Linked DNA regions of Homo sapiens: regions 1 and 3 are each linked to region 2. A link is a loop called in an ENCODE intact Hi-C map of the cell type or tissue named here. Cell type or tissue: PC-9. All regions are shown on one strand. Links, peaks and the distances in the headings refer to the core of each region. The heading gives the core; the rest is flanking DNA. Region 1 has its middle 44 kb from the start of LINC02205. Region 2 has its middle 19 kb from the start of LINC00593. Region 3 has its middle 40 kb from the start of LINC00593.

What was found. Peaks named below come from ENCODE experiments on the same cell type or tissue, not always from the same donor. Only the 100,000 strongest peaks of a DNase experiment are listed, where the experiment ranks them.
Region 1: a loop joins it to region 2, with 4 times the contacts of the local background. A loop is called at or near these places in 3 of 110 quality-filtered maps.
Region 3: it touches region 2 in a loop (3-fold over the local background); 2 of 110 quality-filtered maps call a loop at or near these places.

Annotation. Positions count from the first base shown.
Region 1 is chr15:70,456,527-70,467,034 of GRCh38, reverse strand. No RefSeq gene overlaps it. Among named protein-coding and RNA genes, the nearest start is that of LINC02205, 44 kb to the left of the region's middle. RefSeq lists enhancers at 4,103-4,182, 6,224-6,723, 6,897-6,966. In PC-9, for the core only: a CTCF peak has its summit at 6,672 (motif pointing right); DNase peaks (open chromatin) are centred at 3,774, 4,274 and 6,554; H3K27ac peaks cover 2,076 bases.
Region 2 is chr15:69,848,526-69,859,033 of GRCh38, reverse strand. No RefSeq gene overlaps it. Among named protein-coding and RNA genes, the nearest start is that of LINC00593, 19 kb to the right of the region's middle. RefSeq lists enhancers at 4,844-6,043, 8,450-8,965. In PC-9, for the core only: no CTCF peak of the experiment used is centred there; DNase peaks (open chromatin) are centred at 4,233, 5,353 and 6,383; H3K27ac peaks cover 3,039 bases.
Region 3 is chr15:69,789,643-69,800,150 of GRCh38, reverse strand. No RefSeq gene overlaps it. Among named protein-coding and RNA genes, the nearest start is that of LINC00593, 40 kb to the left of the region's middle. RefSeq lists enhancers at 513-1,712, 5,354-5,856. In PC-9, for the core only: no CTCF peak of the experiment used is centred there; a DNase peak (open chromatin) is centred at 4,940; H3K4me3 peaks cover 828 bases; H3K27ac peaks cover 2,180 bases.

The sequences.
Region 1 (10,508 bases), core at 3,761-8,760, 610 kb before region 2:
TGAGCCCGGGGGGAAGGCCAGGCCTGGAAGTACTTGGAGGTTAAAGATGGGGCCAAGGAATCAGGCATCAGATGAGCATCTAGAGGGTGCTCCAAGACAGTGTGTCAGCATTAGGGAGCTCCGGGCAAGGAGGAAAGTGTGTGAGCTTGACTCTAAAGCCAATCTATCTATTGTCAGATTCAAGGATTTGAACTGGATTCAAGGATTTGAACCCAGATTGGTAATAATAATTGGTAATAATACCAATCTGGGTTCAAATCCTTGCTCTGTCACTTCCTAGCTGTGTGACCAAGGACAAATTCCTTCACAGTTTCCCTGTCTCTAAAATGGGAATCATAATAGTACCCATATCAAAGGAGTGTTGAAAATTAAATAAGAAATTACTTGTCAAGGTTAAGTCCTCCCTAGAGGTGCATTCTAATTCTAAGCTAGAAGTCCCCTTGGCCAAACAATGAATAACTTTGTGCACTTGACCCATCTGTAGAAAACCATCTGTGGCTGCATTGTCTTCTCCAAGCCACGGTTGCCATGGTCACCACCTGGCTGGGGAAGTGGCAGATGGAGCGTCGGCAGGGACAACAGGTCTAGAACCCAGGGCCACAGGCTGGGTAACAGGACAGTCTCCAGGCATCAAGGAGGCCTGTGCATTTGAGGGCTATGGCTCCTTCTTGTCCAAACCAGCAAGGATTAATTCTCAGGCACTGAGGTCTGGGGGTCTGCAGGGCTGAGCAGGAGCTCCTGACTAAGCGAGAAGGGAGGCAACAGGGAAAAAGCAGCCAGCCGAGGACTAGCTGCCTTCTAGGCGGCTAGCTCTTGACAGCACCTTTTCATTAAACCATCTCTTTTCAAAGGCTCCAGTCCCCAGAGTCATTGAGGATTTGGTTCCCTTCGCTGCTGTCTGCTTGTCTTCCAAAGAGCGGCCTTGGTGCCTTTCTGAGCCTCCAACAGATTTTCAGAGCAACCATCGTGGAATCTTAAGATGTTTCTGGAAGTGAGTGTGAGTTCATCTCCCTCCTGGATACCTGGTGTGCCTCAGGCCTTGGGAGAGGGTAGATTTTATCACAGCTCAGCCTTCTGGGGCTGTAGAGGTGGAGTTTCAGGAATTTCAAGAAGTGAGCAAGCCCTTTTCGCAGAAAGGTCTGCTGGGCCATGGGGGCACCCTACTCCTACCCTGTCTCCTCATTCTTCTCTCATTCTTGCATGCCAATATTGTACTGGCTTTGAACTTGTGTGCCCATAAATACCTTCAATAGGCAGAAAGCCCTCTATCAAGAAGGCTTTGAGCTCTGCCTTCCAAGTAGTTATGAAGTCCAACCACAGGGCATCAGAGGCTCAGGACGACCCTTGTGGATTTTGAAGGCTTCTATTCAATGAATGAATCCCTTTTGCAGTCTCTTCTCTAAGTGGTGCTGGCCTCTGCCTTTAACCTACTGATGATGGAAAACTCAGTATCTTTGGAGGAAGTCAGGGTTTTTATGTTTATTGGTCCCCAGAACATGGAGACAAAACTATCAGCTACACCTGTCCAGGGATATTCAAGTTGCAGTTTTATTCTCCATTAGGTGTGGGGGTCACATTGAGAGAAGCTCAGAAGAAGCCCATCTTGAAGCCAGTTCTCTGAAGGAATGGGAAGCAGGTTTGGGCAGGAGCATTAGGAGCACAGTGGTGAGCAGAGGGTCACAAGTACACCTTACCAGCACCCTGATATGCATGGAGGAAAGCTAATCACACTCTGTACCTTACCTTCTACTCTGTCTTGTGTATACCCAACCTTAGTCTTCAGAACTGCCCTGGAAGCTGGGTCTGATCATCTGCATTTCACAGCTGGAAAAATGGATACTCAGGGAGCTGGGAAGCTCCCCTTAGGTTCCAGACACCTGGCCCACTTTGTGTCTAGATGTGGGCTTGCCACGGAAGGATGCTTCACCAGAAGTGGCTTCTGCCACTTTGGTCTTGAGTGATACAATGCTCAGCTACCACCATTTACAGGTGGGTGCTAGTCATGCATCTGCTCTGGTGTTGGGCAGTGGGGTTTTATGTTTATCTGTGGTCAGGGGTCCTTTCACCACCCACTGACTTTGCCCTTCACCACCCACTGGCCTTGCTGAGCTGTCTCCCTGAGTGTTTTCGGCATAATCATTGGCTGGTCTTCATGGATGGGCAACCTCTGGAAATGGCTTTCTTCCAGAGCCATTGCCCTGGGACTACTGAGAAGTCCCAAGGCCCTTCTAGAGTGCCTTACCCCCATGACTTTATCAAGATGACTCTCTCCCTTCTTTGGGGACTGCCATAGTCTCTGGCAGCTGCCTTTGCAGGGGCCTTGCTCTGGGGCTCAAGGACTCCAGAGCTTCTCTTCTTAACTTGACCCTTAAGGACTAAAATCTTTGAATGGGGAGTAGTGGTATCAGATGGACCCGGATATGAATACCAGTGTTGCCATTTCTCTTTTGTTTGGCTGGTTTTTGGATAGGATCTCGCTCTGTCACCTAGGTTGGAGTGCAGTGGCAAGATCATGGCTCACTGCAGCCTCCACCTCTCGGGCTCGAGGGATCCTCCCACCCCAGCCTCTGGTGCAGCTGGGACCACAGGCGTGCACCACCATGCCTGGCTAATTGTGTTGCGGTTTTCTAGCTGTGTGACCTTACATAGGTCACTAGCCCTGTCTGATTTCCTCAGCTGTAAAAGAGGGTAATGATAAAAAAAAAATCACAATTAACACTACTATTTTATTCTCAATGTGTCAGGCATTATTCCAAGTACTTTATATAAATGACCTCATTCAATCGTTGTAATTACCGTATGAAATAATTATTATTGTTTAGTTCCTATGTGATAGATGTGTAAACTGCGACCACGCAGATAGTTAGCAGCAGAGCAGGGATCTAGGAAGGGCTGTCTCTGCAGCTGCCTTTCACGTTTATGTTATGCTGTGTCTTAATGATGCACACGCAGAGTCTAAAAAATCATGGATGTGTCACTGCATAAGGAAAAAAAATGATGATGCTTGTGTGTGCCCAGCTTTGAGCTTGGCACATAATAGATGCTCATGAAATCTTGTTTGCCTTATCCTCTCTTGGTCTTTTTCCTTCTACTCTCCTATGTGAGCACACACTGTGGTCACAGCAGAACAAAGTGGGGCTGTGACAAGGAGCTGGCAACCATGTCTGAGGAAGGCTGGTGGGTAGCATGGGCAGGTGTCTCTCATTCTGTCCTCTCCCTCTGCATCCAGAAGAGCTACACCCCAGCTCATGAGTAGGTGTGGGTCTAGTCTCCCCTGGAGCTGACAGGTAACTCTAACTGTTTCCCAAGGCAAGAGAGTAGGAGGGTGTAGCAATTGCTCGTTAGAGCCAGCCAATGAGCCTAGGGGGTCACAGGGTTCCTCCCACCTACTCTGGGGAGGTTGTCTGCCTATATTTGTGTTCATTTCCTGATAGAAACACTGGGGTCAGAGGCTTATCTGGCCTGGCTTCTGGGCCAATGGGGAGCTGATAAGGAACAGACCCATCCATTGGGATCTACTGGGTGGATTCCTATTGTCTTACACACCATACAGATAACCAAGGTCTCAGGTAGAAGTTGTACTTTCCTGACCTCCTTCTCATGGTTTCTCAAGTCCTCAACCAGCTCAACCCCAAGGGGCAGCCAGTTACAGTTCCCCACAGACAGAGTAAACCCTGCTGGACCTCTGGGGAAGTTTCAAGAACCAGTTTGACCGCAAAACCAAGAAGCAGGTCTGTTGGGGCCTCTCTGGATGAAGTGGTCATGGGTGGCTGTCAGATGAGGATCTGAATTAGTCACGAGAGGAACAGGAGCCAGGCTAGGGGTGGAAACAAGGCCAGCTCCCCTCTGCTCCAGGGCTTAGGATCAGCTGGGGTGGAAGCAGAGGCTGTGTTGCAATTTCACTGCAAATCAACTGGGTCATCTCTTGTGGGTGACACCATGCAGGCCTTCCAACCCTTGTGTGTGTGTGTGTGTGTGTGTGTGTGTGTGTGTGTTTTGTAGATGGGGAGATGGTATCTCCCAACTGCCTTTAGCATCTGGCTGTGAGATGAGGCTGGGGGAAGATGGAACGATATGCATTCCTGGCAGAGCCAGTGCCTCCGGAGGCATGGGGTGGAGGGGACAGGGTGGAGTCCATGTTTGAACAAGTTGAGAGCAATTGCTGGAAGAACCCTGGGCAGAAGTCCCCTCTGCAGATCAGACTTGGCCTCTACATTTGTTCTCAGGGAAGTGAAACACGTACCATCTCCCCAGTTTGGACTGTTGCAGGCTGTGACACACAGTAGCCAATTCATTGACTTGGGGCTGTCCCCTCCCACCTGGGATATTCAGTGCCCTGAAAGGCAATGAGGTGTGGTGGGAAGAACGTTGACTTTGGAATCTGACCGACTTGAAATTAAATCTCAGTTCTGCCCTGAAGCACTGGGTAACCTTGAGTAAGTCACTTAACCTCTCCGGACCCCATTTTCCTCATCTCTGAAATGGAGATAGTAACAGCTTCTGGGCAGGGTGGTTAGGAGAAGTAACAATGATAATGTGGGTGAAGGAAAATCATAGGGCAGGAACTCAATAGAAGTTAGGCACTTTTCTCCTTCCTCTTAGAATACACCCTGTCCTTCAGCCACTGCTAGGCTTGTCTTTACCATCTTGGTGGCTGCTGAAAAGCCTCATTGACTGGCTGTGCCCACCTACAGCAGTGGCCAGCAAGCATTTTCTGTAAAGGGCCAGAGGATAAATATTATAGGCTTTGCAGGCCATGTGGTCTCTGCCACAACTACTCATCTCCACTCTTGTTGCTCAAAAACAGCCATAGATGATACCAAATGAATGAGTGTGGCTCTGTTCCAATAAAACTTTATTTATAAAAATAGGCAGTGGGCCAGATTTGGCCCTCAGGCTATAGTTGCCAATGCCTGGCCTCGAGTTTCAAGTCCAAAGCCTCTGCTTTTCTCTCAAGGGACTTCCCTAGCCTGGTCTTACCTTCTTCATCCAATCCAGTTTCTAATTACTCCCCTGAGTGTTCCCCAGTATGACCCAACAGGACTCCCTTTTGGCTCAGGAAGTGTTTAGCTTCCACACCTTTGCCCATGCTTTCCTCCCTGCTTAGAACACCATCCCATTTCCTCTTCACTCTCTTCACCCTTCTAAATTCCATCCCCAGGGAACCTCCTGGGTGCCCTGTAAAATACAAGGCTCAGACCAAGGTCTCTTGATTCATCATTGGACAAGCCCATCCTTCAAGGCTGTGCTCTGGCCAGCTGTCCACAGTGATTTCTCCCTTTGAGGACTCCATGGCCCCTGCTGTTGATGCCAGGGTGGCCCTCCCATGGATCCCTGGGTTGAATTTGTGCCTCAGTCTCAATGAGGAACCCTGGAGGCTCAGTCTTCAACTTTTCTTTTCTTTTTCTTTTTCTTTTTTTGAGATGGAGTCTCTGTCACCCAGGCTGGAGTACAATGGCACAATCTTGGCTCACTGCAGCCTCCACCTCCCAGGTTCAAGCAATTCTCCTGCCTTAGCCTCTGGAGCAGCTGGGATTACAGGCACATGCCACCATGCCCAGATAATTTTTGTATTTTTAGTAGAGATGTGTTTTCACCATGTTGGCCAGGCTGGTCTCGAACTCCTGACCTCAAATGATCCACCTGCCTTGGCCTCCCAAAGTGCTGGGATTACAGGAGGGAGTCACCACACCCAAGCCAGTCCTCAACTTTTCTGTTAATACATGCAACTCACAACAACCTGCACTTTCATCCTGCCTGGAATCTTTCAGTTTTCCTGCATATGTGGGTCTGGAAAGTCTCAGGCATTATCTCTCCGAATATGGCCTCTTTCCCACTGTCTTTTTACTTTTTTGAGGGAGCACAGATTAATCATAGCTTAACCATTCTCATATTTTCCTTGTCTTTTAACCTGTCTCTCAAATTTTCCATTCTTTGGCTTCCCTGATGCATTTGTGGTAATTTCTTCAAATCTCTCTTCTCATTCATTAATTCTTTCTTTATCTGTGTGTCAAGCACATCCATTTAATTTTTAATTTCAAAGATTTCTTTTTTTCTTTTCCAGAAGTTCTACTTGATCCTTTTATAAACATCTGCCTGTACATTTTGTTGTCCCTTATTCCTCGATCCTTTGTTTCTATTCCATCATTTACTTTTTTAATACCTTGTTATTTTATAACCTATCTGATTATTGTATTATTTGAAGTCTTTGACGATCTAAATCAGTGTTTTTCAGCTGGGGGCAGTTTTTTCCTCTAGGGGACATTTGGCAATGTCTAGAGACAGTTTTGGTGGCATTGACTGGAGGTGGCAGTGGAGATGCTACTGGCATCTTGTGGGTAGAAACCAGGGCTGCTGCTAAGCATCCCCACAGTAAAGGATTTTGGTCCGAAATGTTTATAGCATTTACATTAAGACATCCTGGTTTCAATCTGTTGCTTGTTGGCTCTGCATCTGCACTCTTGCTAATGGTGACTCATTGCTTGGTCTTGAACTCCTGACCTCGTGATCCGCCCGCCTCGGCCTCCCAAAGTGCTGGGATTACAGGCGTGAGCCACCGCACCGGCCTTTTGAGTGTTTTGTTTGTTTGTTCTCTTTGATAAATCAGACAAAACACTTCTCTACAGAGGAGATTTGCGTTTGCTCCTGCCAGCCACCAGGGGGCACCACCAACCCAGGCCGCCACCCACGTGGGTAGCGTCAACTCAAACCCCCCTCTCGTGTGAAATATTTTGCGAAATTTTGCAAAATTTTGCGCATTAAATCCTGATGCCCTAGAGCTGACTTTCACATGCTGACTTTGAATTTCCCCACATCGACGCACAAATGAAGATCGGAGACTGCACGTGGTCACTGGCCACGGCTGGTCGGCCGGGAGCCAGGGTTTCAGTGGAGCTTGAGGTTAGTCCATCCTGCACCACGTGTGTCTGCATGTGACCATGTCATAGTGTGCTTCCTGCATCAGGTCCTGGAAGTGAGACAAAAACAGAAAGAGGCCAAATGCTGGTGATCGGAACTTTCCTCAAATCCTCAAACCAGGTCCCCTGTGGAAATAGGCGGATTCCATCCACCCGGCTGGCAGGGAAGTGCAAATGACCTCTGACCTCCTCTTCTCTCCTGGTCTTCTACTCTGGAGTCCAGGAGCGTATGTCAAGCACACACCTTTTCCCATGCTTCTTGTATGTGCAAAACAGACCTCAGGTACCAGGCACTCAGGTGTTTTTAATTCAGGGACTCATCAAGCCAGCCCGGTGGGGCTCTGTAAATCCAGTTAGAATTAGCCAGAGCTGGCTGACAGCAGTGCGTGTACCCATCCCTACAAAAGGCAGTTACCTGGCTACCAAAAGCCACGTTTTGCACTCAGCACACACTGACCCTGGTGTGGTGTCCTTTCCCAAGGCGCCATCTTACCCAGCCCATGCCCTCAATTAGCCTTCCTATTCATGATACAGTTAGTCCAAAGATGGAAATCACTCCACATGACTAAGGCCAGGCCTCTGGGACAGCACCGCTCTGCTCCCTTGACTTGGGTTCATCCACTGTGTGCTCAACTATGACAGGACAGACTGAAATGAAAGAGCATTATGCAATCAGAAATGGCTTTTAAAAGGAAAGGCCTAGTGAGGGGTCTTGCCCTTATCCACAATTCCAAGATCCCAAGAGTTCTCAAAACCAAAAATTTATTTTGTCAATTTGGCACAAACTCACGTGGCAGCAGAACTGGAACTGAACTGACCTGTGACTATTTGTAGTGTTTATATTCAGTAGAAATATTCATGCATTTTGCTGTGGAAATGTTGTGTGTTGATTGCAAGGTGCTTCCCCAGAATGCTAGGAGTATTGTGTAACATACAGATTTTGCACAGTGGCACCTACTAACATCATATTTCTGATTTTCAGCACACATCGGTTCCCAGCGTTCTGGATAAGGGGTTAACCCATGTTATTTACTAACTTTCAGGAAAAGATTCCCTATCCCTGCCACACACATAAGAATACATTTGAATGGGCAGGGCATGGTGGCTCATGCCTGTAATCCCAGCACTTTGGGAGGCCAGGACAGGAGGATTGCGTGCATCCAGGAGGTCAAGGCTGCAGTGAGCCATGATTGCACCACTGCTCTCTAGCCTAGGTAACAGAGTGAGACCCTGTCCTTATGCACTTAAATGTTTGTCAAATGTTTTCAAGTGCATGTTGGATGACAGCAGTGACTGTATGTAGAATGATTCATACCTCATGATCATGGTGAGGTAAATGTACAGGGATTTGAATGGGACCCACTTCTTTAGGTTCCTTCACCCCGTCCCATGATGCTGGACATCTATTAAGCACTAACCGTGTTTAGTGATTCCTTAACAAATCCTTAGCATTAGAGACTGCCGAAAACCTTTTTTGTTTGTTTTTAAAATTACACCAAGAATGCAGGAACACTATTTTATTTTTTTGTTTTTTTTGAGGCTGGGTTCTCCCTCTGTCACCCAGGCAGGGTGCAGTGGTGCAGTCTTGGCTCAATGTAGTCTTGACCTCCTGGGCTCAAGCAATCCTCCCACTTCAGCCTCCTGAATAGTTGAGACTACAGTGGTGGCACAGACCACCACTCCCAGCTAATTTTTCAGTTTTTTGTAGAGATGGGGTCTTGCCAACTTGCCCAGGCTGCTCTCGAACTCCTGGGCCCAAGTGATCCACCTGCTTCAGCCTCCCAGAGTGCTGGGATTACAGGCGTAAACTACTGTGCCCAGCTGGAACACTCTTATTGTATTAAACTGGTGCAAATGTAATTGTGATTGTTGCCATTAAAAGTAATACCGTGGGCTCAACTTTTGCCATTAAAAGTAATACTGTGTGCTCAACTTTTGCCATGAAAAGTAATGGCAAAAACTGCAATTACATGTGCACCGACTTAATAAAAGCAATACTAAAAATATACAATACAATATGAGAAACTTCTGCTTTACCAAACACCCTCACATCCCCCCGTCCCCAAAGTAACCCTATCAATACTTAAGGTACATTTTTCCTGTGCACTCTCTGAATACTTATATAGGTATGTATGTAGCTGTATACACTTAGGTTTTATAATAATATAAATGGGATTGTGCTATGCTATATATTATTCTGCATTTTGCTTTTGTTCACTTATAGGTCCTTTCATATTGGTGTATATAGATCCACTTCATTCTATGGTACAGAAATACCATAGTTTAAATAACTTCTTTTGTATAGGTTTCTAGAAGTCAGATTGCAGTATCAAAGGGCATGCAGTTTTAAATTTTGATAGGCACTGCCAAATTGCCTTTCAATAACCTCCACCAATTGATAGTACATGAAAGTTATTATTTCTCTGAATTCTTGTCAGCATTTGATATTATTAATCTTTTCTAACTTTTGCCCACCTGATAGGTAAAAATAAAATCTTAATGTTTGAGCATGCATTTCCCAGCTTACTTGTGAAGCTGAACATCTTTCTTCATTTGTTTGTTGGACATGCATGTTTCATCATTAATGAGTTGTTTGTTCATAGTCTTTGCACATTTTTCCAGGATACTTATTATCCTCTTATTGATATTTTAGGAGCTCTTTATATATGTTCTTTTAATTTATTGTCTTTTTAATTGAGATGTACTTTTCACACAGCAAAATATGCAGGTCTCAAGTGTGGAGTTTGAAGAATTCTGACAAAGATATAACTTGTGTAATCATTGCCCACATCAAGACATAAAACATCTCCATTGCTCCTGAAAGTTCCCTTGGCTCCTTTCCAGTCAATACCCAAGGGCAACCATTGTTCTAATTTCTATCACTAGTGATTACATTTGTTTCTTTCTGTACCTCATATAATGCAGTCATACAGGTAAATTCTTTCATGAATTCTGTAAGAAAGAAGAGGCAACCACAGTATGTATTTATGTATGTACTCACATGAATAACACACACGTAAAGGAATACAGGAAGAATAAACTGGAAACTAATGGAGGAGGATGGGAGGGAATTAGCATGGGAATGAAATGTCTCCAAATAGGATTTTAAATATAGTTTTGTGTTTTGAATCATTTGTACATAATTTGTACATGATTTACATGTTCAAAAAATTAAATCAAATTTAAAAAATAGGAAAAAGAAACCCTCCCCAAATTGTGCACGAAGAGAAACAAATAAACCTAATTGTAAATTAGAGAGCTTAACCACAGAGCAAAACAAACAAAAACACCAACACACACACACACACACACACACACACACACACACACGACCAAAAACCTATTCAAATAATTTTGAAAAAAATACCCTAACTATACATCTGTGGTGGGATATATTTTAAGGACAAATAAAACTACAATGATGTCTTAAGCTTTACCTAGTAGGTTTATGATAAATAGTAATGATATGGTAATTTTGAAGGAAGTTTATGTATATTAAAAAAATAAACTAGTAAATAAGAATATATTAGGAAACAAGATTCTCTATGTAAAAGAGACTCAAGTATTACAGTTTTAAGAAAATGAATAAAA
Region 2 (10,508 bases), core at 2,717-7,716:
AAACTCCAGGGCTCAAGTGATCCTCCTCCCTGAGCCTCTGAGCGCTGAGACCACAGGTGTGAGCACCTACACACCAACTAACTGGGTGCTGTTCTATAGTAAAGGAATCCTCTGGGTACCTAGAGTTGAAGACTGCTTGGCCTTTATAGTTTTTCTATTTTGGCCTACTTGGGTGCATAAAATCCCATCACCTGCCTGCCTAATTTGTTCCACTTTTCCAGGGGAAAGAGAAGGTGAAAAAAGACTTGGAGAGGGGTAAAGTAGTGAAAAGCTGGCTGTGTTGGGTTACATGGAAGCAGGCTTTCAACAGTCTCCAAAACAACAGTGGGGGAAATCACACATTTGCTCATAAAACCATAAAGGAGGAGGTGCTTATGCTTTTTACCATTTGGAGCCCGTCTCAAGACACCAAGTGCCCAGCAAGAGGCCAAGCCCCCAGCAAGAGGCCCTGCCTGAGTCCTGCCCATGCTGATCTCCTCGCTGCCCAGAGAACACCCTCCTTGCCCGATGCCCCCAGGCTCTCCCTCTGGTGCAGGCTCGGAGGGGCTCTCGAGGGAGGGGCTGCTCACCCCAGCTAGGGGCAGGCCCAGGCCCCAAGCTGAGCCCAGCTCCCACCCCTCCCAGGGCTTTGCCACTGGAGCCCAGTGAGAAGCAGGAGTGTAGGGGCAGGTCCAAGAACATCCTTCTCCACAGCTTCCCTAGCCAGGAGCTCCAGGACCAGCCTGGCTTGGCTCTCATTCTGTTTCTCAGATTGGTTCTCAGCCACGGGCCCTCCTGTGAGTTTCCTGCCATCTCTCCAGCAAGGACCCTGCCTCATCCAGTCCCAAGCTGTTCTGTGGTTTGCAACTCAAGGACTGCTCCTGGGCAGCATGCTGTGTGTCCTTCACTGCCGCTCTGGCTGCCTTCATTCCCTGACACCTGAGTGATGGCCTTCAGAGACCCTCCTTTCCTGATCTGCACTTCTAATGGACATGGGGTGACCAACCCCTTGGGATAAGCCCCTGGGGGCAAGGGCCTAGTATGTCTGCCTGAGCACCCCCACAGGCAGCAGAGGCTTCCCTCTGTCAGTATCGACCGCCCTGGCTCGGGGAGCTCCTCACTAAGAGAACTGAGGTTTGAAATAGCAGTCCCAGCGGGACCCTTTGATCCGGAGCCTAAGTGCAATTTACAGGAAATGTTAAATAGCCTTTTATCTTTACAACAGGAAGCTGGGTTGTGGCCGAGGGTCCCACATGTGAGGATGCCAGGCTGGTTTGGAACATAAGCCCTGCCTAGAAGATGAGACACATGGTGGGCTGAGGGTCAGCAATGCTGGGAGCCGGCCTTGGCCTCACGCTTGCATTTGTTTATTTCTTTATTTAGTAGGCATTTTTTGAGCTCTCGTTATGTGCAGGTCAAATGCTAAGCATATTTAGATGTGCCTAGATATAGAGACACATTTAGAAAGAACGTATCTTCACAACTGCAGGCTCCCGGAGGTGAGGGCTGGGGTCTCAGCCAGGATCTGAGTGAAACTGCAGAGTGGCTGCCCCTTCCTGGTGTGCCCCTCCACTTCAACCACAAGATGCTCTGAAATTTCATGGCCCATTGGCTCCGTCACACTCCCCAATGCTGGCAACCCAAGCCACTCCTGAAACGCTCAACTCAGAGTTAGCAAAAAAAAAACAAAAAACAAAAAACAAAAAACACGTTTTCTCCTTTTTCTTTACCTCCCATCTGCCCCGGTTCCATCCTCAATGCCAGAAATGGGCCTGGTATATTGTCCCACTCCCTGCATGGGAAAAGAGGGATGGGGAGGACAGCAAGAGAGAGTTGCATTTGAAAAGAGAAGTTTTGTAGGGCCAATGTTCAATCCAAAGGGATGACCGACCAATATGAAGCTGCTAGGCTCCACAGTCCATTTTCAGATTGAATGATGCGGAAGGAGTGGTGTCTTTCCCTGTGCTCAAGTCTGCACCACCCTGAGACCTGGGCAACAGGAGCCAGGGCCACCTCTGGCCACACCGCACCTTGGCGGTAAGGGGTCCATAGGATCCATGGGTAAAAGGGGAGCCAGGGCCACCTCTGGCCACTCTGCACCCTGTGGGGAAGGAGTCCACAGGATATACAGATAAAGGGGAAGTAAAGATCATCATTGCACTGCATAGAAGTGCACTAGGGAAGGGGACCACGAATCCATGGGTAAGGGGGCCCTGCTCACTCCAAGCTGATGGCTTTTCCTTCTAGATCACAAGCTGGAGTCCAGGACCCCCAAATCATGCTTCCTGGGCCTGAGCGAGTCTTCTTCTATATCTGTCTCCCTGAGGTCTGACCACACCACCAATGACTGCAGGCCCTGGGCCCAAGGGGTGGCTCGAGGGGTGGTTGTTTGTCAGGGGAGATGGACTATAGATGGGAATATCCACAGGCATGAAAGTGGGGTGGAGCCAGCATGGGCTGGGATGTCTACTTACCTTCTTGCTCCTGGCCCTGTAAATGTTAGAGGGCTCCAGTCCTGATGCAAAGTACAGGGGCATAACGAAAAGTGCCATCATGTCTGCGCTGTCATCAATGCTTACTGTGGTTATCAATTCACTAAAACAGACTCTCTCCAGCCTAAAATTAATTTTTTTTGAATAAAAGTAGCTTTTTGAGATGGGGGACTTAAATATATACTGAGGGCTGGTCCTGTGTGGGTGCTGGCCTCACAGAGCTTGCTGCTGCTCAGGAAAGATGGGTGTGAGTGAGAAATGCCATTTAAAGGAGATGCAGGATTGCTGTCAGGGGACCTCAACTAGTGTGAGTGATCAGGAAAGCTTTCCTGAGGAAGGGATGTAAGGTTACAGATGGGGAAACTGAGGCTCAAAGGTGCTAAGTACATTAAGCTGAGTGGCTGTGGTGATTAGATGTCAATCTTACCAACTCTGGGAATGATGCCTTTTCAAGTATGAGCGGGGACACCACACACAGGCCTGTCTGTACATAACTGTCAACAATGTATACCCATCATTAGATTTTGGCATATCCTCTGCACATATGCACACACACACACACACACACAAACACAAACACACACTTGCTTCCAGTCTGAGTTTGGTGACAAGTCTGAATGGCAAAGAGACACTGGGCCCTGCCCTCAAGCCATTTGGAAGAAAACTGGAACCACCAGCCAGTTACAATACGTCCTCTGCACGGAGCTTTGAAATCTGAGGCTGGTCTCAGCCAGCCTTTTCCTGCCTTGTGGTTTTTCTCCCCTGGGTCTCCCTGGGGAACCAGGCCCTGCTGTGAGGCTGGATTTGATCAAAGCCCCCATAAACCTGAGCTGAAGCCACAACTCCCCGCATTATTAAAGTGTTTAATAACTTTCCAGGACTCCTCCCTCCCAAAGACCCTGAAAGGCCTCTTGTTCCTATTCACTCTCTGCCTTTTAATGGGAGGAGAAGAGGGGCGGTGGATGGATTTGATTTCCCTCACCGAGTTCACAATCATAATCGCCATGTTGGTAATTTCCATGTTCTGGAAACCTCCTTACAGTATAACAAATGCCCTCATTACCGTGTTTGCCGCCCTTAATGCAGTTTTAAACACGCTGCTCCATTTCAGTCAACCCGCTACGTGGCAAATAAGTTGCTGTTGGAGCTTCCTGTGTGCAAAACAGGTCTCCGGCCTGCTGGGATGCAGAGATTTCAATCTTATCTGGCAAGCAGAGTAATTTGAAATTTAATCATTTTTTCCCCAAGCGAGAATGCCTTATTATTACTTTTTAGAGAAAAGAAGAGACCTGGAAATCACTCTCCAAAATTTGGGGGTGGAGGTGGAGAGAGACTGTACCTGAACTCATGGCCACATCATCAGGGATCACTGAGGCTTCTCATCCAGGCATGGGGCAAGTTCTTGGGTGAATCCCTGTGGCCCTTTCGGCTGCAGGGCTGGAGCAGGCAGAGTTGCCCAGGGCAGAGCCAGTGGGGGCAGGCAGGTCAGGAAGCCGGTGGGCATGCCCTGCAAGGCCTCTCCCCCTACGGACTCTCCCCTCAGCCAGTCTTCCTTGTGCTCAGAATTCCACAGGGAAGAATTTTTTTTCTCCCTTGTTGAAGGCAATCATCTTGAAAAGATACTACAGCATGCCAGGGTTAGCCACCAGGGTCTCGGGGATATCATCCACTTCCCCGACTCATCAAGGAAGTCTGCTTTCACTGCAGCCTGCAACGGAGTGAGAGAAGCAAGAAGAATGCAGGAAGTTTTTGATAAAACCAAATTACGTTTGTGGATCAGAAAGATCAGGAAGAATTTTCCTTAGACGGGCTTCCTGCTCATTACATTCAAACCTGGTAGGGGAGAAACAAGGTTGGAATGTAGTGAGCAGGAAGCTTGTCTAAGGAAAATTCTTGCTGTCATCAGCTATGTATACTTCTAAGTGGGGGATCTGGTTCTCATCGCTGTCTGGCCAAAAAAAAATTCTTTCCTATCTGGAATACACTCCATAATCCTTTGCATGCAATTATGAACGCACGATACATTGACAGCTCATATAGGAAGAGAATCTGATAGACGGTTTCCCAAATTTGGCATCAGTCTTAAAAATTGCATTACCTAAGAGCAATGAGTTATGAAGCTGACAGAAAAGTTCTCCAAATGATCAATAATATAAAATAAAATGCCATGGCCAATCCCAAAAGGAAGACAGAACGGGCCTTCTATTCTCTCTATTTAAAGAAACACAAAATTATTGACATAAGAAGAGAAGAATCAAAGACTATGCAGTCAAAAATACAAGAAAAAAGTGTCTTAATGGCATATCAGTGAACACAATGAAATATAGTGAGGTTTTTTTTTCCTGGATTTTGTCACGTTTGTGTTTTCACCAGCTTTTTAAAATGTGATTTGTGATGTGTTGTGATTTCTTACTCTAATACTCAGTCTCATGTCTAATTTTCTTTTTGGCATTTGACGTTCTTTTTCTTAAAGAGCATCCCAACCAAACCTGGATGCAGTCTAGGCAGAGCAGCTGGGGCCTGCTGAGAGCCTGGATGTGGGTGGGAGAGAAGGGTCGTCAAGGACAACTCCAAGGTTATGTCTTTCCAATATTCAGATAGTAAAAAAGAATCCCCTTATTTATAGAACAATGGGAATAATGAGGTTTTGAAAATGACCTTACTTGGCAAAGGAAACAGTTGGCCTCTTATGCTGGTGTCCCATTATATTGCATTTTGAATGTCACTGATCTGTGAAATCCCAGGTCAGAGCCGGGCAATGCAATGACTGAGCAGGATTCCTGGGCAATGAGTCCTACGAAGTGTCACTGGGCGGGAGGGCTGAGGAACAGAGTTAGGCTCTAAGAAGGGACACAGACTTGGCTGAGTCAGCTGAGCCTTGGAGGGGCCCAGGGCGCAGAGCTAGGAGAGAGTAAGGACTGTTTCCTAAGGGCTGGCCCTGCCTGCGTCTGGTCTCCTCTTTTACAATCGCCAGCTTGGCTTTGTCCTAGCAGCCTGACTCACATATAGATGCTACCTGCTCACACCTTAGTCCCCTTGCCACACCTGCTCCCCTCCAGGCTCCAAACTGGTTGTGGTTCACTCTAAGGGTTTTAATTCTCAGATTGTGTCTCCATTTCGCCTGAATGCCATCTCTTTGGACTCCTCGGCATCTTTGCAGACAGGCAGGGTGGTGTCTCGCTCGCCTCCAGTGCTCTTTATCATCCTAAGTCTCACCCTGGCTGGTGCTGATTCAGGGCACCACCTGGCCCAGGTCACTTGCCCCCTCTGAGCACTGACAGATGACAGCATATGGCAAAGGCATACGAAACTCTCTGCCCCCTCTCCCCAGCCAACGTGAGGTCAAACCACGACCACCTTGGAGGACAAATTCATCCTATTTAAAATCATCGCCAGTTCCACTGAATTCTTTCTGCCCCCCAGGTATGTGGGCAGCTGCCCAAAGATGCTTACTGACCCTCCACCAGTGCCATGCAGTAGATTAATCTGGAACAGTGGCATTGCTAATGTGGTGGTGGGAACACCACAGGTCCTTCAGCACATGCCCTTGTTCAACCTCAGCAAAACAGCCCTCCAGTCCTTGAGCCCTTCCTGTACAAGGAGGAAGTGAACTGAAATTAAATAATTAAAGATTGACAGCAAATACTTCCATGATGCTATTTATGTGCCAGGCTGTTCCAAGTACTGAAAATAAATAAACAGCTTCCTTACCCCTCACATCAACACTGTGATATCCCATTCTGCAGAGGAACCCTGAGAATCGCTCTCATGTACTGAAAATTTACTCTGTTCTGGGCTTGCTAATAAATACTTTCTGTCTGTGCTAACAGGAATCTGAGTCCTTAAGTGCAGATGTATAAGAAACACACTTCTTTATTCCCGTCATCTTAAATCTGAGTCTGTGGTTCAACATTCCAGTGTGGTGAGGAGTTTTATCAGTTATTCTTGCCATCCCATCCCTTATCCCCTCCCCACTAGGGAACTTTAGGTTCCTGCATCTCATGTGTTTCCAGAACTGAAGGAGGGGCCTTGGAGGCAGGCCATCAGGTACTGTTCTGGGTGAGCTCCTAAGATCCCCGGGCTCCCAGCCATTCCCCACCTCTAGGCTGCATGAAGGGCATGGGGTCTTCACTAGGCAGGCAGCTGCCAAGCAAGCGCCAGCCTCCTCGAGTCTTCCCAGGACCATACCTTCTGGAGTTGTGCCATGGTGGAGCTGGGTGAGAACACTCACTGCCTGGGGACCCACCCACTGAAGTCTAATCCCTGCATGGGCCAACTCCACTCTTTTTCCTCTTGAGGATCTCAAAAGCATGCCCTTCTCATTGTTCCTTGCAGGGCACCCAGAGTACCTACTGTAAGGTTGGAAACACAAGTCAAGAGAAACCAAATTTAACACGTGATGATAATGTTATACAAAGCCTGTGTGGCGCTTTCTCATTCTAACCCTCACAGCAGCCCTGCAAGGGGGGTATGCTTCTTATCCCCACTTCAAGGATGAGAAAACCGAGGCTTAATGCTGGTAAAACACAGGCCCCAAAGTCTTACAACTCCTTACGTGTGCAGCAGGAAGTGAATCCAGGTCCGTCTTAATCACACCTCAACGACTCTTCCAGTTTCTATCTTTTGAAAACTACTGAGTCTAACACTGAAAAAACCCCAGGAGCAGGCGTCCCCTCCCCTGCTCTGGCCGGGTCATCCATCAGTGCTCCCCTCTGGGGTCTGCACTGGGCCTGCTTGGGCTATTTTCTGTCCCATTCAGCAGCACAGCTTCCCCTCCCTTCCTCCTCCCAGAAAGAATTGCATCAAAGACTCAAATCCTCTGATTCCACCCAAGAAGAGGATTAGCTGGGCCCTGTCCCAGAACTCTTATGAGAAGATCCCCTCCCATGTGGGGGATGACCACCCCACTAGGGAACCAAGATGTGGGGTGGGACCATGCGGGTGCTCAGGGGAAGGCAACCAGTGAGGATGGGGTGCCTCGAATGGGGAGCTAAGCTGCGGAGGTGGCAGCCAGCCCCCAGGAGCTCCCAGGCTGTGAGTGGCCCTCCCTTCTAATATTTTCTTTGTGATTACAAAGCAGAGTTTCCATGAGTCTGGCAGTTGGAGGGGCTGGGTTTGGCAACAGAGACCCCACTGCCTAATTAAATGGAAGGTGCAGGGAACAGGATAAAGAGATGTGTCCCCCCGCCATGGAGGTGGCTGCCTCCCTTCCTGTGTTACAGCTGGACTCTGCCAGGATGTTTTCGTGAGCTCAGACACCTGTTTTAATTTAGGTGCAAGCCAAGGGGATGCAGCGATGGTGAAGGAGGCTGGCCAAGACAATCCTGGGAGTCCATATTTACCCCCAGCTCCCTCCCCAGTATCCAATGGCTGCAGAGAGTGGGCTTGTCTGGAAAGGGAAGGCCTATTGCAGGAGGGGAAAGGAGGGCTGCTCTGAGCTCAGGTTTGCAATGAGGACTTTTTCAGGGCTGGAATTGTAGGCTGAAATTTTACATCCTCTGGATAAAAATTTATTTTACCAGGAGAAAAATGGAGAAACAAGCCTGCAGAAGGGAAGGGTCTCTCCCAGGTTACAGGGCACTTTCATGGCAGAGTTGGGACCTCAAGATCAGGGTCCTGCCTGTATCCCCTGAGAGTCCACATTCAGTTGGGGGGCAGTGGAGAGGGGATAAACTGAAAGAATGTGGGTGCTGCTGGAGAAACTGAGGGGTGAGGAGAGGATGGGAGGAAGGGCTTTGAATTCAAGAGGACAAAGGGATGGCAGAGAGGCCAGGAAACCAAAGACAGGGTCGCTCCCACCACAGAGGCCCGTCATGCTCAGCTTTGTGCCCTGAGGAGGGAGGTTTGAGGTAGGAGAAACCCTGGGGAGACTATGAGGAGGTCAGTGACTGAAAGGGGCGGTCCTCAATGAGTCAGGCCGAATGCTGGTGGGCTCTGAGACCTAAGAAGCCCAGGCTCATCCCTCCCTTTCGCAGGCGAGGAGACTGGGGCCCTAGGAAAGCAGCCCGCCTGGGACCCTCCATGGGGGAGGCAGGAGGTGCAGGACAGTCCCTCACAGCTCCATATGGCCTGCAAGGGGGCGGTGAGGGCTCCCTGGTGGCTTTCTTCTGTGGAAAGACCAGAGCTTCCTTTTCTCACCTCAATCCCTGCTTTTATTTCCTCCTCCTTGCCCCTGGTGGGGAGGGGCACTGGTTAGACAGAGTAAAGTCAGGACAGTCTCTACGTCAGCTTAATACAGCAGCAAAGTGATGCTATACAAAAAGCTTTGCATAACCAAGGTCTTCCCTGAAGCCTATCTGAGACCTAAAGACCTGAGACCCTCTCAGGGCAGACCATGAGAACTCCTGACCAGAGGCAGGAAGGCTGTCGCCATCCCCGGTGAGGAGAGGAACAAAGAGAAGTGTCCCAGCGATGGACAAAGGGACAGGGAGACAGTCCAGAGTCACATCTATCCATGCAGAGCACCCGGCAGGTGGCTGAGACAAACTTCCCAATCAGCAGGAAAGGACCTACCAGTAACGAAGGGCACAGGGTGACTGAGTGTCCTCGTGGAAATGGGACGGTTCTGCTCTGAGCTCTCATTACACACACAGGTAAATTCCAGCTGGATTACAGAAAATATAGGAGCATAGCTAGGTGATGCCAGGGTAGGAAAGATTCCTTAGCAAGATACAAAATCACAAACCACAAAGGAAAAGGTTGGCAAGTTTAGCTGGCTACAAATAAATAGCATGCTCCCCCCAAAAATTATTTTTAAATAATGAAACATCAAAACAAAGCTAAAAGACAAGCCATTGACTTAGAAAAGACAATTTCCCAACATTTTATATGGAAAATTTCAAATACCTCAAAGAATTGAAAGAATACCCACATCCCCACCACCCGGATCATGGACAGGCAAACTATGGTCCATCGGCCAAATCCCGCCCACCTCCTACTTTTGTATGGTCTGCAAACCAAGAATGATTCTTAAATGGTTTTTAAGTGGTTGAAGAAAAGAAATCTATAGAAGAATGATATTTTGTGGCATGTGAATATTATATGAAATTCAAATAGAAGTGTCCATAAATAGAATCTCACTGGAAACAGCCAGGCCTATTTGTTTATGAATTGTCTACGGCGGCTTTCATGATGCAACTGCAGAGTTGTGTGGTTGCAACAGAGACCATACGGCCTGCAAAATGTGGGAGATACTTACTGTCTGGCCTTTTAAGAAAAGGTTTGCTGACCCTTAACTCTGATTCTACCATCAAGATTTTACAACACTTACTTTATCACGTACTTATGCAGCTATGAAAAGAGATATTTGCAAATGAGCTATGGCAAAAGACTACCACTCAAAACACGTTGAGAAGGAAAGAGTCTGGACTTCCTTGGAGGCAGCCTCAAAGGCACATGAAAAGGACTAATGGGAGGAGTCATGGCCAATTGGCCCCTTATCTGGATTCTGTGTGCATTTGCAATTGTCTGACATTGAGACTATTCATTATCTCTCCTATTATTGTTTTTCTTGGTAATGGACTCGGCCAGTTGAATGTTGCAAACATATTAATTTCCCACAGTGTGTAGTTGTATATTTGGAAGGTTGTTTGACTAGTGTGGACGTTGAGCTCCAGGGAGGTAGGGTCCATGCAGCACTGTTGTGTGCCTGGTGCCTAGCACAGTGTTGGGCATATTTTTGACCTCCACTGATATTTGCTAAGTGAACAAATACATCAATCTCTGAAATGAGAGATGAGTCACCATCCCTGTTTCACTAAGCTATTGCTTTTGCTTCCCTGTTATGGGACTCTCTGGCCCATCCTGTTGCCTGGAGCAACCAGGGGCAGCCTGACCCCCAGAGAGACAGGAGGGGAGGTGCCAACTTAATTAGTCATTTATCTTGGTAGGAGCCGTAGGGATAATCTGGAATGTTCCTTGCACCTGAGGCACTGTCAGACAAGTAAGGACAGTGCACCATTCTCACAAGTTACCATAATGCAAGGAAGAAAGGGAAGCACATCCTTTAGGATGAAGCGTGGGAAAGGTTTTGTGCAG
Region 3 (10,508 bases), core at 2,181-7,180, 58 kb after region 2:
TAAAAACAGCAGACATTTATTTCGGACAGTGCTGGAGGCCCGATGTCCAAGATCAGGTTGCTAGCATGGCAGGGTTCTGGCATGGCAGCTCTCTTCCAGGTTGCAGACTGCTGCAGTCACATGGCAGAAAGAGAACTAGAGAGCCCTCTGAGGTCCCTTTACAAGGGCATGAATCCCATTCTTGAGGGTCCCGCCCTCATGACCTAATTATCTCCCAACGGCCCTGCCTCCCACTACCATCACAGTGCGATAAGGATTTCAGCATATTAATTTCGGGAGGATGCACACATGGAGTCTCCAACACCACATCACCATTCTTTAACAAACAGGTCTAGTAGGACAATTTGGAGGAAGGAAATATTTTGTAGAAAAATAATAATCACTTTGTTTTTAGATATACTGCATGCATATATTTAACTTTTCACACAAGTGCATTAATGTGCTCATATGGATGTGAGCTCATCTTAGTTCTCACTTTTTCTCTTTTTGCTCAGCTCCTGTCCTGACTACGGGAGACCTTTAAGGACCTCTCTAGCTGTGGTGGTCCACGTTTCTGAAACAGGAAAACTTCAAGGGAAAGGTAAACGGACAGCAAATGTGCAGGGGGCCACAGCTGTGCCTGGAGCTGGGATGGGGGCGTGCCAGGCTCCAGGTGGAGGGGTCGTCACAGTTGCTCCAGGAGCAGAGAGAGTCTGCTTTTCCTCTGCCTCCCTGACTCTGAGTCTCCCTACCCTAATTCTAGGGCAGGTCCGAGCTCAGGTCTAGAAGCTGAGCCGTATCTGAGTTGGGCCTCCAAATTCCCCATCTTTCGTGGAATCTAGGCATCAGAAAAACCACCAGAATCATTTGGCTCAGCCAATGATACTTGTTTGTAGTGGTTATTCAATCTCCCAATAAAACTCTCAAAGGAAAACTATCCCTCCCCTCTTCCTGTAGGGAGTAGGGACTCATGTACTCCCAGAATTTCAGGCTGACTGGCCCATTTCCTTCCATCTTAGGAACCTCATTGGAAGGTAAGATGCTCACATTCTCACCCAATTCTTAGTCATCATTCAGCCAGGAACTACTTCATCCAGGGAAGAGAAAGCAAAAACAAGCACAGAAAGGTCAGTCTCGATGAGCAAGCAATTCACAGAAGTCACAGGAGTGGCCAAGAAACCTGGAAAAAATACTTACAACTGCAGGAAAAACCAAACAAGCGCAAAGTAAAACAACAATGATATGGCCTTGGCAAAGATGAAAAGGGAGGAAGAGAAGGAGGATGTCATGTTCTGTGTCAACAAGGCTGTAGGGAAGTGAGCGCTCCCTGGGCGTCCTGAGGATTTGCTGTGATGAAGCCATGCACGCCTTTGGGGAAGCTCCATCTCACTGATCTCTCTTTCTCTCTCTGCAGCCCAGACTCAGAGAGTCAGTTTTCACCCACAGCAAGATCCAGCCAGGCCTGGGACCAGAATTTGCCCAATGGGGGTTCACTTTTCCTGGCCAATTCCTACTCACACAGCTCCTTGCAGCCAGTCCAGTCACCTCATGTGGGCTCAGAAGCTTTCTGAGGCCTTCACTGGAGATGTGGGCCTGAAGCCAGCTGCCATGGCACCAGCCCTGCCAGGCCTGCCATCCCAGGGTGCTGCTGGCCTGCCGAGCCTGCTCAGCCTCTCCACACTGCCGCACTTGTGAGGCATGGAGCCTCACAAGAAGGCCACCCCTCCCCTCTACCTTCTCACCAGATAGAAGCAGCCACTGATATAAACTTGAGGACAGAGGTGATGCATGAACATGTATCTCTGGTTACACGGGGTCTGAGTTAGGAAGGGGATTAAGCACATGAAAGGGGTCTTTGGGGCAATTCCTTACTCAGAAACTTAGATGCTTGTCAGAGGGAGAAGGGGTCCCGGAAACAGCCTCTTGCTCATACCTGGCTCAGATGTGTGCTTAATTCACCTTTTTTCTCTCTCTTTTCTTGCAGAGAGAAAGAGTGGTGTATCCAAAGGGAGGGACCTTAGGATGAGGTCTTATTCTACCCAAGCTGGCAGCATCTCTGCTTTCTCAATCCAGGTGAGTGAATGCAGTTGAGAAGGAGACAAGCTGCCCCAGCGCACTCTCTGGCCTTCGTGGATCCCTCCCATTCAATTATTCAGACCCTTCGTTTTCTCTCCAGGTCAGTCTCCAGACATTTCAAATTCAGGCCTAAGGACTGAGAGTTCATGGGAGCACCACGCCCTCCAAGAAGCACCAACATGGGATGGTGGGAAGGGATTTGGACATAAATCTAAGGTGGATATTTGCAGAGGAATGGAGTGAAAATAACGATGAATATATTGAGCATGTACTATGTGCCAAGAACTGTATTATCTCATTTAATTCACATGAGAATTCTATGTGGTAAATCTTTATAGGTGGGGAAAATGAGATGCACAAAAATTTCATCACTGACCTAAGGTTACACAGCTAGATTGTCATGGGCTTGGGATTTTAAACTCAGGCAGTCTGGCTTCAGAGCTGACCTGTGCCCTTGGTCATGATGCTATAGGAGCAGCTCACAGGGATTCAAAGTGATCCTGTTAGGGTTGCCTGCAGGAGCAATTTCAGGTGGGAAGAAATCAGCTGTGAGTTCATTTCTGCCTGTAGGGTGGAAATTAGGGGATATAGGACAGGCACCACCTCGGGGAGCCCTAGACTGGCTTCATACAGACCGGTAAGCCTCCACGGATTCCTTCAAGGCTAGGGTATTGAGGGCCTTGGATCCCAAGTTCCTCTCACTCACCACCAAGGCAGGCTGAAAAGGGGATGGTTGAGGCAAGGCCCAGGAGTCAAGAAGGAATAGGTTAGGTCAGGAATGAGGGATGCCAGGGCCAGGGGTCAAGGCAGGACAGATACCCCAACACCAAGGAAGCCATCAGGGCAGCAGCACAGAGCTCCAGCCACGGGCAGAACCCGATGCTGAAGTCATTCTTGCCTCAGCCAGGAAGCATTTCACATCCTCCCTGTGGGCCAGGACCCATCCTCAGGCTGGGGGCTGCCTAGAACTACCTGCTTGGAAGAAGTGAGCCACAGCAAAACGTTGTTGAAAATACCAGCAGCTACATGTATGATGTGCTGACTCTGCACTAGACATTTTATATATGTTATCCCTTTTCACGTTAAGCTTGCAAACTACTCTGTGAGGTCTGAATATTGTCCCCATTTTACAGAGAGGCAATAAAAGCTGAAAGAGGTACAACAGCTTGCCTGGGGCCACGTAGCTTCTCGGGACCTTGGATGTAAACTTAGGCCAGCCTGGTTCCAGAGCCCAGAGCCCTGGCTCTTACTTCCCCTACTGATAGCCTCCTTGGGACAGAGATGGGGCAGGGGCTCCATCCAGCCAATTCTCTTTCCCTCCCCCATTCTCAGCCCCTTTCTACCCAGGCATTTCCATCATACCATTGCTCCGATTGAAAGTTCATCTGCTGCCGGGCACGCAGTGGCTCACGCCTGTAATCCCAGCACTTTGGGAGGCCGAGGCGGGCTGATCACCTGAGGTCGGGAGTTTGAGACCAGCCTGACCAACCTGGAGAAACCCCATCTCAACTAAAAAAAAAAAAAAAAAAAAAAAATTAGCTGGGCGTGGTGGCACATGCCTGTAATCCTAGCTACTCGGGAGGCTGAGGCAGGAGAATCGCTTAAACCTGGGAGGCGGAGGTTGTGGTGAGCCGATATTGCACCATTGCACTCCAGCCTGGGCAACAAGAATGAGACTGACAGGCACCGTCTGAAAAAAAAAAAAAAAAAAGTTCAGCTGCTCAACTCCATGCTCCCATTGGCAGCAGTTATCCAACCAGCCTGAAAGCTACCTTCTTCCATCTCTTCTCACAACGATGCTGTGCGGGGGCCAGCAGGCGTGTTTCCCCATTACACAGGTACAGAAACTGGGGCTTCAGGAAAATGAAATCATGGGCCACCAGTACCCTGTCATCAGGACAGGACTTCAAAGCCAGGCCCCTAAATCCAGCATCCTTCTAGGCCTCTTCACAGTACTGCCTGTGAATTTAGATACATCTGTGCCTCTAACAGATCTTTAAACTTCTTCTGTAGCTCACTGTGTCCAGCTTCCCAAGGACTGCCTGCAGAAGAGGGCTCTATTCCCAAGGCCTGTCAAGATTCTGGGGGTCCTCCCCAGCAGCTAGGGGACATCTTGCCCACCTTCTTCAGTACCCGAGGCAGGGAGGATGCTGTACAGGTTAAGGAGACCACAGAGCTAGCAGTGTGTGGGTTGTGCTGAGTCCCTGAGTGGTGTGTATTTCTTCAGGTCTCTGTCTGCTTGCGGGCGCCCCTCTGATTGGAAGGCTTAGTAAGGAGCCCTCTGTCTGCTGGGGCTGAACCAGGCAGGCCCCCAATGGTACTGAGCCAGTGAGACTGTCCCGGAGAAAATGTGATACAGAAACCACAGAGAGGACTCTCCCAAGAAACGCCACAAGCCACCTGGTGGGACATTCATTTCTTTCCAAGAATTTGGCTTCTGTTCTCTCCTGTTTTTCCTCTTAGGAGTCAGATAGAACAGGTTGACTCGATTACTTGTTTGCTTCAAGCTCGTTTGACAAATGAGAAATAAATAAGGTCCAAATAAATAAAATAATATTTATTTTATAATATTGAGGTGTCAATAATATTGAAGTCCAAATAAATAAAATAATAGCAATTAGGAAAGAGCTGGAGTGACCGCAGAGTCTCCTGACACCCAGGGCAGGCCCCTCCTGCTCACGTGATGACCAAACACTCTCCCTCAGTCTGGCTACTTATTAGGAAGTCTCCATTGGCACGGAGTACACCAAAAATTTGGCTGTGCCTCCACCCCTGTGAATGTTTGATTTGTACACCCTCAGCTTTAACCTAGAGCCCTGGGCTTCTGGAAAGGGTGGGGTTGGAGGCATTCCAAGACCTTGACCTGGAAGGAATTCCAGGAGACTGGGTTGCTTCTTTCAACCCCACCAGCAGTCTCAGCAGGTCGGCCTGAGCCACATACTTGCTCAGACCTCACTACTAGCTAGGGTCCCCTTTCCTTCTTTTCCTTCCTCTCTCTCTCACTCTCTGTCATGAAGTTTTCAAGGGCTGGGACGGCCACATTCCACAGCATTGAAATCACAGTTCCATTTCATTCAGGCAAATGGCATTTTTGCCTGAATCAAAAGTGAGAGCTTGAAAGGATCTTATTGATGGTTTCAACCACCTCCCTCTTTTAATAGATGAGGAAAATGAAAGCACGGGGGAGGTGGCTCCCCAGGGTCACTCAGTGGGTAGTGAAGGCGCCGTGCTAAGCACCTAGGGCCCGGGCCCTTAGGCACTGCTTGTCCCAGTGAGCTCCCGTCCCACTGTCCACTCCTAACCACAGATGCCCACGCTGGAAGGAACCCCAGGAAGTGTGTGGCCAGGGCAAGGGTTGGGGACAAGCCTGAATGCCCAAGGGGAACACAAGGTCACATCAAGGGAAAGGAAAGCCAGGACTTGGGGGATGACTGCCACACAGATGATTGCTGAGCAGGCGCAGGATTTCTGGACATTCGTTTTTGTTTTTTTTTTTTAAGAACAGCCAGAAAATACAATGATAATGTAAAACATTCCCATTTTAAATATAGAAAGAATTCAAATTTAAAAAGAAAGCACCTGAGACTAATGTGTGGCCTCTGATGAAGTCCAATTGTCCCTTTTTACAGACAAGAAAACTGAGGCACAGGGTAGTGGTCTGTCACAGGCCACAGAGACAAAACCCAGTGCAGTGCAGTCATTTCTGGGGAATGCCACTTTGGGGCCAGCTGTCCTGTTGGCACTCATTATGAGATGGCATCCCATGAGAATGTGTCCTCACGCACCCGGCCCCAGGCCCCCTCAGGTCTCGTGTGATTCTCCTTGGAGGACCTTAGCCTTGGCCTTCTATTATGTTCTCTCTGTGGCCCACATTCCAAAAATCTCTGTAAGTGTTTTTTTTATCCCAACATGTCCTTTTAAGACTCCAAAGTGGGCCAGAACATTCCGAGACCCTGCTGGAGGCTGGGAAAGGCGGCAGACACCCCTGCCCTCTGCCAAGCCCTTCCCACGTGCCATTCCCCTTGCCACTGGACATACTGCCTTTTGCAGCCCAGCTCCAAACAGCACAGCTGACATCTCAGAAAAATCTCATAAGGCCGAATTAGGAACATGTCAGCGAGAGGGGAAAATGAGATCCTCGTCAGCCTGCCACCTTCCCTGGCTGGCTAAATCCATCAGCAGGCCATCAGCAAACAGCCCTCCCTGACCCCTCCTGCACCCAAGACAGGGCAGAGGGCAGTAAGTGAGGAGATGACACATAGCCCCATAAAACCATTGGAGAAAATCAAGTGCTAAGATGAGCACAGCAGATAGTAAGGGCTCAGTGAGTTCCGAGCAAAGGGGGACCAAAATATATAATGGCTCATCAGGGAAACGGGTCTGGAGCTAGTCTCTAAGAATAGGCAGAATTTGGGTGGAGGGAGAGACGTGGAGAGGGCCTTTGAGGTGTCAGGCAGAGTGAGCAAAGGCACAGAGGTGGGACGGAGCATGACATAGTTGGGGGTGAGTGGTGGCTCTGTCGCCCCAGCCAACCCAGCCGCCGGGGGAGGCCCTGATTGTTTTGAACTTTGCTTCCTCGTCTGCAGACAGGAGCTTGGGCTATAGGAGTTCAACGTTTTCTTTCTCCTTGAGCAGAAGTGCTGTTCTTTGTCTACCAGCACCTAGGTTGTGCTTCACAAATGAGATCTTCGTTGAATGAATGAATGAATCAATGAATCAATCATTTAACATAACTATCAGCCTTATAAGAAGAGTATGAGAACTGATACCTGAATAAAGTAATTTAACAGTTTATATTTTTCAGTGTATTTCCCCATTGCCTTTTGTGGCACCCCGCTAACAACCTTTGTAGACAGAAAGAATGGGTTTCATTAATTCTATGTGCCAAGTAAGGAAACCAGGGGTGGGAGCATGTTGGGAGAAGCAGCAACTTACCTGAATGGTGAGTTTGGGTGAAGGAGTTCTGCCGCTCTGAGTTTCCCCCAGGGGATCTGCTTGCCTGCTGAGAGGTGCCCTGGGCCCAGCCTCTGAGGGTGGGCCTGCAATCAGCCTGTTGGCTCTGCGTCAGGGAGGAAAAGGCTAAGCCAAGCTGACTCAGAAGATGTGCTGAGTCCATCCTCCCAGGGACCCGAGCATCCCTGTCTGAGTAGCACGTGTCAGAGGTGCTGATATTTTGATCTTCATCTGAATGACCCCTCCAGCAATCTCCCAATTTGTTCTGAACTAAGTGGGAGAAGTACCAAAATGCTGTTTATCCTTTCCCCAAAACCCCAACAGAGATGATAAGCAACTTGGTCAGACAATCCAAGACTTTACCTGGAGTCACCTAGCCGTCAACCTCTTACCCTTTTCAGCTGGAGGAACCTTGTCAGAGAGAGACATTTAAACAATGATTTAAACCAACAATGACTTAAAGCCTGCAGGATTCATCAGAACCATCAGTATTCTCCTGTGCTCTGTGAATCTCCGAGAGGAGTTAGATAAACATGCCTCATTTCCCAGTCTTATTTGACCACAGATTTGTTTCTTTCTCTCATAGGTCCATGTGAAGGTCTAGTGTTCTACCGTTCCATATTTTTGGACATGTTGCCACAGATAGCCAATTGCTTCTTGAGAGTTGCAGTGGAAAGAGACAAAAGGCTTAGCTTCACTGCAAAAGGGGTTGGGTGACCTTGGACAAATCCCTAAGCCTCAGTTTCTGTGTCTTTCAAACAGGGATCATACGCTGATCTCATAACATTGATGTAAGGATAAAATGAGATAACAAATATCCCCAGCAGATCCTTCCCAGCAGTAAAAGTCATCACACAGGTGTATAATCTTGTACCCAAAAAGGTGTACCAGATGTGGGATTTACAAAAAAGATCAATGGACAAGTAACTCTTTCTTTGACCAAAGAACTCTCTGAGTTGCAAAAGGACTAACAAGGTTTTTTAAAGCTGCAAACCCCTGTTGACCTCTCTCCCCCAGGCTAATTTAGAAGAGAGTACAATTTTAAAGACTTCAACCTACCAGAAGCAGGTCTATTTATAAACCAAAGCTCAGGCGCAGAATTCTGTGAGTTCACTTCCATGCTCAGCAAGGTCCCCTTATCATCTCTGGAGCCCTGCCTAGTAATTAAGACCCTGAGTCCACCACTTCTCCATTAGGGTTTTCCTCTGAGATGCCCTATACGAGTTCCTTGCAGACTCAGATCCTCATCCCCACATGCCCAAGCCAAGTTCATTCCAGTCTTCTGGATGCCTGGGATTGGCTCCTCCCTGTGGCAAAGTTGGCTGGTTACCCCTGATAATGCACTCTCCCCATGCATGCCCCTCAGTGATAGAACTTAAGACTGCATTTCCCAGACTCCTTGTGGAGGTAGAAGTGGCTGCAAGAAGAAGTTCTATCAATGAGATATGTTTGGAAGTCACACGTACCAGTTCTGGGTCAGCCTGTCCTGAATGGGAATGACTTTTCTTCAATTTCTACTTTTCCTCTTCCTGTAGGTTAGAATAGTGATGAGATGGCAGGCTCTAGAGCAGCCGTTTTGAACCGTATGGTGAAGGTTGTTGATTGAGAATGGCAGAGCAACAAGGTGGATGGGGCCTGGGTCTCCAAAACCATGAAACTGCCGTAGGAGCCCTGGACTGCTTAAATTAATACTGTTATCGGGGGAGCAATACACTTCTGTTGTGTTTAAGACATTGTTGTTTTGGCCTTTCAGTTACAGCAGCTGAACTACTTCTCTTTGCATAACTACTTCTAACTGCTCTTTAAAACCCATGATATCTGCCCTTCCATGCCACACCACCCAGCCCAGAACCTATTGCCTATACCAAATCTTGATGCACTGAATTCTGTTTGATTTAACTTTATTGGCCCCAGTATAGAGTGTGCTGAACACCATGAAAAGATAGTTACAGAGTTGCTTTATATGACCTTCACTTGTTCTTGCTTGGTTTGGTGTCTCTGCTGCAGGTATATTCTCCCAAACAGTGCTGTGTACCACTGCAGGGCAGGGCCAGGTCACAGACCTGTGTCACCACCGTTCATGGTGCATAACACTCAATTGAGACCAAAAGAAACCAATGGGGACATAAAGCCAGCCAAGGCTGGTGGGGTGTGGCAGGGGACAGTCCCGGCGCTGAGCCTTTAAATACAACCTGATGTCAGAGAACTCTGACATGTAACTCGAGACAAGACCTGCTATAATAGGATCCTTCCAACGTGGAAAAATAAGGTAGGCCGACTGCCGCCACCATGGAGAGGCGACAAATATTTGCGCTCCGGCGTAAGGATGCCTGGCTGACTCTGTGCTGTCACAGGGAGACATGCACACCTGTTGCAGCTGGAGCACAGTCAACCCCAGCCAGCCACCCTCAGATAGACCAGTAGAGTACTGGGAAATAACAGGCGATGCTAGCTATTACACAATGAAGCTGTGAGCAGCTTGGCAAGACAGAATGGACTGCCTCGTGAGGTAGTGAGCTCCCTGACAGTAGAGGTAACCAAGCCAGGTGACCACTGTGGAAATGCTTTAAGCTCATTCCAACCTAAGTTTGGAGAAAGAGATTGCCACGGGCGGCTTGAGGTTTTACAATATTATGATTTTTCAGACTGCAGTGCACATCTCCCCTCCATTGACTCCATCCCAGCATTTGTCTCCAGGAACCTACTGGTGTTCGAAGTTCTGCTATCAGGGCTTTATTCTGTGAGGGTAAGGTGCCACAATCTTCTGGAGCTGTTGGTTAAATAGAGGTTGCTACATAATGTTGTAGTTGTTGGCTTTTTTTCTGTGAATTCATTTAGCGGACGCTTCTCCCCAGTAGCTTGGGAAGAGATTGTTGGAGCACTGGTCATCATAGTAGGGGTCTTTGATTCAGATGCACCATGAAGGCAGGATGTGCGTGGGATCAGGGGTGGTGGTGGTGAGAGCTCTGAGGGAAAAGGAGGATGTGGGAAAGTAGAAGTGGCAGGAGTGCATGACCAAAAACACTCTCATCTAATTCACAGCTGAGCCCAGGCTGGCCCTACCTGGACCAAAATCCCAACATCAGTGCAGTATCTTCTACCTCCCAATAAAAGCCTCCCAAGGAAGCACTGGGCTAGAAGTCCAAAGACTTTCTGGTGGTCCTGGCTGGGCCACTCCCTGGCAGTGGGCTTTGGGTACGTCCCAATGCCACCTTGCAAAGCTAAGCTCCCTCTGTGCCCAAACGAGAGGAGGCATGCGCTGGTCTCCAAGGACCCTCCTACCCTGACATGGTCTGAGGGCGGGACCAAGGCACTAGGGCGGGCTTTGGGGTCCCCAGACCTGGTTGTGAAACTCAGCTCTGCTTTCTCAGAACCATGCCACCTTGAGCAAGTTACCTAAACTTCCTGAGCCTCAGTCCGCACATCTGTGAAATGGGGACAGTAATACTTGCTTTGAAGGATTGTTAAGATGATAAAATATGTCATTTTACTAGTTGATG